Linked DNA regions of Homo sapiens: region 1 is linked to region 2. The links are chromatin contacts, found by Hi-C or POLR2A ChIA-PET in ENCODE. All regions are on one chromosome and are shown on one strand. The core of a region is the stretch at or near the end of the contact, and the rest is flanking DNA. Distances in the headings are between cores, read along the strand shown. Region 1 overlaps AUTS2 (activator of transcription and developmental regulator AUTS2). Region 2 has its middle 400 kb from the start of CT66.

The links. A loop is a pair of places that touch in the nucleus more often than their neighbours do. ChIA-PET counts read pairs that join two places held with the same protein, here RNA polymerase II (POLR2A). Pooled maps may share reads with other maps.
Region 1: a loop to region 2 is called in a map with no recorded cell type, with 2.6 times the contacts of the local background. The contact joins two enhancer-like sites. A Hi-C loop is called at or near these places in 2 of 37 single-sample maps with no recorded cell type and 2 of 50 pooled maps. POLR2A ChIA-PET finds 5 or more read pairs at or near these places in 1 of 52 experiments (GM12878).

Annotation. Positions count from the first base shown.
Region 1 is chr7:69,904,996-69,907,819 of GRCh38, reverse strand. All of the region lies in intron 2 of AUTS2 (activator of transcription and developmental regulator AUTS2), which reads right to left. Among named protein-coding and RNA genes, the nearest start is that of AUTS2, 310 kb to the right of the region's middle. Within about 2 kb of position 1,364, at least 2 of the 41 ENCODE cell types and tissues checked have a DNase peak (open chromatin) inside an H3K27ac peak, as active enhancers do.
Region 2 is chr7:69,197,745-69,200,673 of GRCh38, reverse strand. No RefSeq gene overlaps it. Among named protein-coding and RNA genes, the nearest start is that of CT66, 400 kb to the left of the region's middle. Within about 2 kb of position 1,498, at least 3 of the 41 ENCODE cell types and tissues checked have a DNase peak (open chromatin) inside an H3K27ac peak, as active enhancers do.

The DNA of each region.
Region 1 (2,824 bases), core at 115-2,614, 710 kb before region 2:
ATCCACCCTCTCTCTTCCTTCTTCTCTTGTTTGCCTCTGGGCTCCAACTGCCTTTAACAGAGTTGTATCATATGAAAATGTTTACAAGAAACAAAGTTATATGTAAGAACTTGAATATGATACAGTTGGCCCTCTGTATCCATGGATCCAACCAATGGCAGACCAAAAATGTGGCCTACAATGGTTGCTTATATACTGAACATGCACAGGCTCTTTGTCTTGTAATTATTGCCTAAACAATGCAATATAATAACAAATTGCATAGCTTTTACACTGTACTAGGTATTATAAATAATTTAGAGATGATTTAAAGTTTGTGAGAGGATGTGTGTTGGTTACATAAAAATACTATAACATTTTATTTAAGGAACTTGAACATCCACAGCTTTTAGTATCCATGGGGAGTCCTGGAAAGAATCCTCCTTGGATACGGAAGGAAAAATGTATCCCAAAGTTCAAGAGAACAAATAACCATTTACTCCTGCATAGTAACTTTATGAAGAGCTAAAGGAAGAAAGGAGGATGAAGTCCTACGATAAACTCACAGAGAACACTACAAGATGTCAGCAGATTTTACATAAGAACCTCACACAGTTGTATACATTTAAAGAGAACTACACAAAGGTAAGACATGAGCAGGCAGCTGGGATTGCCAAGCATTCCCCTAGGTTGGTTTCCAGACAAATAGGTGTTTTGTGTGGTTTTCTTTTTTGGAGACAGGACCTCGCTCTGTTGCCCAGGCTGGGGTGCAGTTGCGTGAACATGGCTCACTGCAGCCTTAACTTCCTGGGCCCTTGCAATCCTCCCACTTCAGCATCCCAAGAAACTGGGACAACAGGCATGCGTCACCATGCCCAGCTAATTTTTTTATTTCTCTAGAGACAAGGTCTCATCATATTGCCCAGGCTGGTCTTGAATTCCTGTGCTCAAAGCAATCCTCCCACCTTAGCCTCCCAAAGTGCTGAGATTACAGGCGTGAACCACAGCACCCATACCAATAACTGTATGTTTGACCCTTTGGGCAAGGTGTGACATTCAACTCTGCCTATGTATATACATAACTGAATCTCCAAATGCACCTTTGGCTTTTACAGTCTTAGAAAATGAATTACAAATTGGGCATGAAGACATCCAACAGTTCTCAAGCAACATTTACCACACAGAATTGCCTGCGTCTGCCTGTCTTAAAGCCCACCCACAATTTCATTTTCAATTAACAGCTCCTCGAAAGGCAGTAATGAAAGCAGTTGCTAAAGAGCATTCAGATGTCACCGAAAGACTGCAAACCCAAACTGTAAATAGCACATTGTGAGTCGCCTGTCACCACCATCAACTCCCACGGGAATCACGCAGCATGTGGCTATCACAACCATCTGCTCAGTTCCCCACCACCACCAGTGCAAACCACACAGACACCCATCTCCTCCCACTTCCCACTCATTACCTGTCATGTACAGACTTGTGTGGATACAAGATTGCTGTGAACAGAGATTAGAATGCAGAATGTACAGAGGCTTATTTCATGTTCTTTAGCTGAGATCTGGCCACATGCAGATAACTTTATATCATCACAAGAGGGAAAAATGTAAAATTTAATCAGCACAAAAATACACAGTTTCAAATAAAGAAAGGGAGTTCTGTCCTACCCTCATCAACTACCAAAAGTGTACTGGCTAGGCCTTATTAAAGGAAAGATGTGCTCCCTCATTCTTCAATCACTGACATTGTAGAAATTTATGGGAGCCAGAGTTGAGAATCACTCCTGTCACTTTATCTTTCTTAACTCCTCTATCAATATATGGGATTTAAATGGCCCTTAATAAAGTTCTGCATGCACAAATACACATATAAAATTTTCTTACTTTGGGAAATATAAAAGGTCACTGTTTTATGGAACAACTCCTGTAGGTATCAGGATCACCCAAGCTGAATTATGGCCCATTCTTTTCATTGCAGTTCCTTTTCCCATTCAGCTTATTTTCTCTCTGCAGGTTTTATTTTATGAGGTGGTAGTTAATGTGCTGTGTTGGTTAATTTAGGGTATCAACTTGACTGGATTAAAGAATACCTAGAGAACTGGTACAGCATTACCTTTGGGTGTGTTTGTGAGGGTGTTTCCAGAGGAGATTGGCATGTGAGTCTCAGTGAACTAAGTAGGGAAGGATCTGCCCTCCATGTGGGCAGGCACCATGCAATCAGCCGGGTGTCCAGATAAAACAAAAACAGAGGAAAGGCGAAATGGTCTCTCTCTCTCTCCTAGAGCTGGGATATAATTTCCTGCCCTTGATCATCTAAACTCTAGGCTCTCTAGGCTTTGGACTTGAGGACTACCCCAGTCTCAGGCCTTCAGACTTGGTCTGAGCCATACTGTGAATCCCAGGGTCTCCATCTTGCAGATGGCTTGTTATGGGACCTCTCAGCCCCCATAATCATGTGAACAAATTCCCCGAATGAATCCCCTCTTATCTACCCACATATATATTCTACTGGTACTTGCTCTCCAGAGAATCCTAATACATATGCTATGTCCTTTTCATAGTCAATTTTTACTAAATTTTTATTTAAAATTACAAATGTCATTTAGGATAAAATTATTACTGGTCATAACATTCCAAAGATGTATCTCACTGAAGTTAAGTGATGTTTATGCTCACTATTCCCAACATTCAGGGCTCACAGCAACAAAGTATAGAGTCAAAAGACACAAAATGAAAAACACGAATAAACCTGTTTCCAAATGCTCAAGATAAAACAAAAGCAAAACACCTTTCATATAACTCATTATTATATTAGTGTCAGGTTTACCAATCCCAGTTACAAACCA
Region 2 (2,929 bases), core at 249-2,748:
ATTTCTTTAAGGTAAATTTAAGAGCTGTTTTTTCTTTTAAACCCTAGTTGGATTTTTCAGGTGTCTTGTAAAAGCAAAACTGTAAGTCTTATTTTTATATTCTGTCTCTTTCAGACACACGCGCATGCACACACTCACATGCATACATGCACATATGTGCGCGCACACACACACACACACGTGTCCACCAGCCCTCAGTGCCAAAAAGGCAATTTTGCTGCCCTGAAGCTTTTATTAATTTTGACATGCTTTTGGTGAGCCACTGACACTGCTGCTGAATGGGGCTTCCTAAGATAATAGGATGAATGAAATAGAAAAAAAAATAGTAAGGAAAGATAAAACCTTCTGAGGAAACTTTTAAGGAAAAAGTTCCCATCTCAACTGGGCTGTGTGCTCTTGCCTATGGGGGACACTGCAGGGGCACGATTTTAAAGACACTCCAGAGACAGAGCCTCCTGAGCACGGCTGGCATCAATGAGACACCCACAGCTAAAACCTCATTTCACAGCTTGATAAAAATTAAACATAAAAGACTCTTCCGGCTTCACAAAAATGGAAATATATGCTGTTTTGAGAAGTGCCACCTCTAGTAATTGAGTTACTGTCTTCCAGCCCTAGCTTGCTTCTGAAGAATGCTTCATGGATTGCATCTGAGGCAATTGCTCATCACTTCTCTGAGAGTTTGCAAATACATCTGCCTGGAGTCTCAAACAAAGTCTTGTCAACATGACCTCAGGAAGTCTCCTCACCACTGGGACTCTGAATGGAGTCACTGACTCTAGTATTTAGTCTTCTTTGTAATCCTGGAGTAGGGATCTGACTCTGCAGACCATATTTGGCTTTGTAGGGCTCTGCCAAGGGTGGGCTAGAGGGAGACTGCACGGGGAGAGGAGGAAGTAATTACTCTTTTCTGTGTGCTTCCTGTGGACTTCCTGTGTGCTTCCTGTGGACTTCCTGTGTGCTTCTTATCCTATTGACTTGCTGTGGATTTCCTGTGTGCTTCCTGTGAACTTCCTGTCTGCCTCCTGTGGACCTCCTGTTGGCCCATGGTGGATTTCCTATCTTCTTCCTGTGGATTTTTTGTGTCTACTTCCGATGGACCTCATTGTGGCTTGTTGTGGACTGCCTTTCTGCTTCCTGTGGAGTTCCTGTGTGCTTCTTGTGGACTTTCTGTCTGCTTCCTGTGGATTTCCAGTGTGTGTCTTGTGGATCTCCTGTTGTCTTGCTGTGGAGTTCCTATGGACTTCCTGTGTACTTCTTGTGGACTTCCTGTGTGCTTCTTGTGGACCTCCTGTTGGCTTGCTGTGGACTTCCTGTCTTCCTCTTGTGGACTTTCTGTGTGCTTCTCATGTATTTCCTGTTTCTTTGCTGTGGACTTTCTGTGTGCTTCTGGTGGACTTCCTGTCTGCTTCCTGTGGACGTCCTGTCTGCTTCTAGTAGACCTCCTGTCATCTTGCTGTGGATTTCCTGTGTGCTTTCTGTGAACTTCCTGTGTGCTTCTTGTGAACTTTCTGTCTGCTTCTGTTGGACTTCTGCTTCCCGTTCTTGCCAAGTGCCACCCAAGAAGCACTGTTTTACTCCGGCGGTGGCCAATCCTTTCGGTAGTAGTGACTGAATTCAGTTTGTAGTTTCTCTGGTGTTTGCAGACAAACTTCATTATGTCCCACTCTGAGACACCAGCATTGATCATTCTCCTCTCCTTAGAGGTTAGAGTCCCAACCCCACAGTAGCTCCTTTTCGAAGCTTCAAGGTTTTAATGATTCCAGCCTCTTCTCTTTGTTCCCCCAGCCTTGGGAGTCCTGGGAGTGTTTACTGCTTTGTGTAGTTGCTACCACTATGGTAACTTCCAGTTACTTAGTCAACAACTCTATACCCAGTTAATAACTTCTTTTTATTAAATTCTTTCTATGCAAATAACTTTTGTGATTTCCAATTCCTTACTGGATGTGGCTGATACAACACTTTTAACAGGTTGGTTTGTAAGATTCTGATTTTTTGTATGCATTTAGGGACACACACATAATCTGTGTTTACTTATGACTATATGACTTTATTTTTACAGAAGTGGCATCATATTGTTTGCACAATCTTCTGCAACTTTCTTTTTATCACCTAATTTTAAATATAAATAAGAAATAAGAAATAATAAAAAATGAGAACATATTCAAAAATGACTTTCCATGTCAGTACAAATGAAGCTTCCTTATCATTTTTCATGGCTGCATAGTATTTCATAATTTGTTTAATGATGACCACTCCTAGAACTTTTGATTGTTTCTATTTTTTTTGCAATTACAGAAAAATATTTTAGTGAATATGCTTATACACAAATATACACAGACAATTCTTGGGTACATGTTTGAGTATACATCTTTAAGATACATTTCTATTATGGAAACAGTATAAATAACATGCGTATTAAATATTTTTGATACATGCAGCCAATGCCCCCCAAAAATGCTTTACCATTTGACATTATTATCAGCTAAGTATGATTATGCACATCTGCTCTCTCTTTTTTATGAATTCCTAAAAGTTTCTGGTCTGCTGATGGTACATTTTTTTATATTCTAGCAATAGTATTGATTTTCTGTTTTTTCCTGGGCATGAGGAGTGACCAAAGCAAGTGCTCAGCTGGCATCTCGATCCAATTTTTTCAGATTTCAGTTTTCTTCAGTGGCCTTGGTGGATTCAATAAATCTTCAGGTAGTCTACTGCCAATTACCTTGTTTTCATGGCAGTCTTGAAAATGTTTTGGATTTTTCTGGCTCAGGCAAAAGGCTTTAAACATTTCTTTCTAGGTGAGTGAATTTTCCTGTCCTTGAAAGATACACCCTTACAAGGAGTATTCATGAGGAGCCTATGGCCAAGAATTAATAGTAACTACAACAAAAAATAGCCAACATTTATTAAGCCTTTATTATATGCT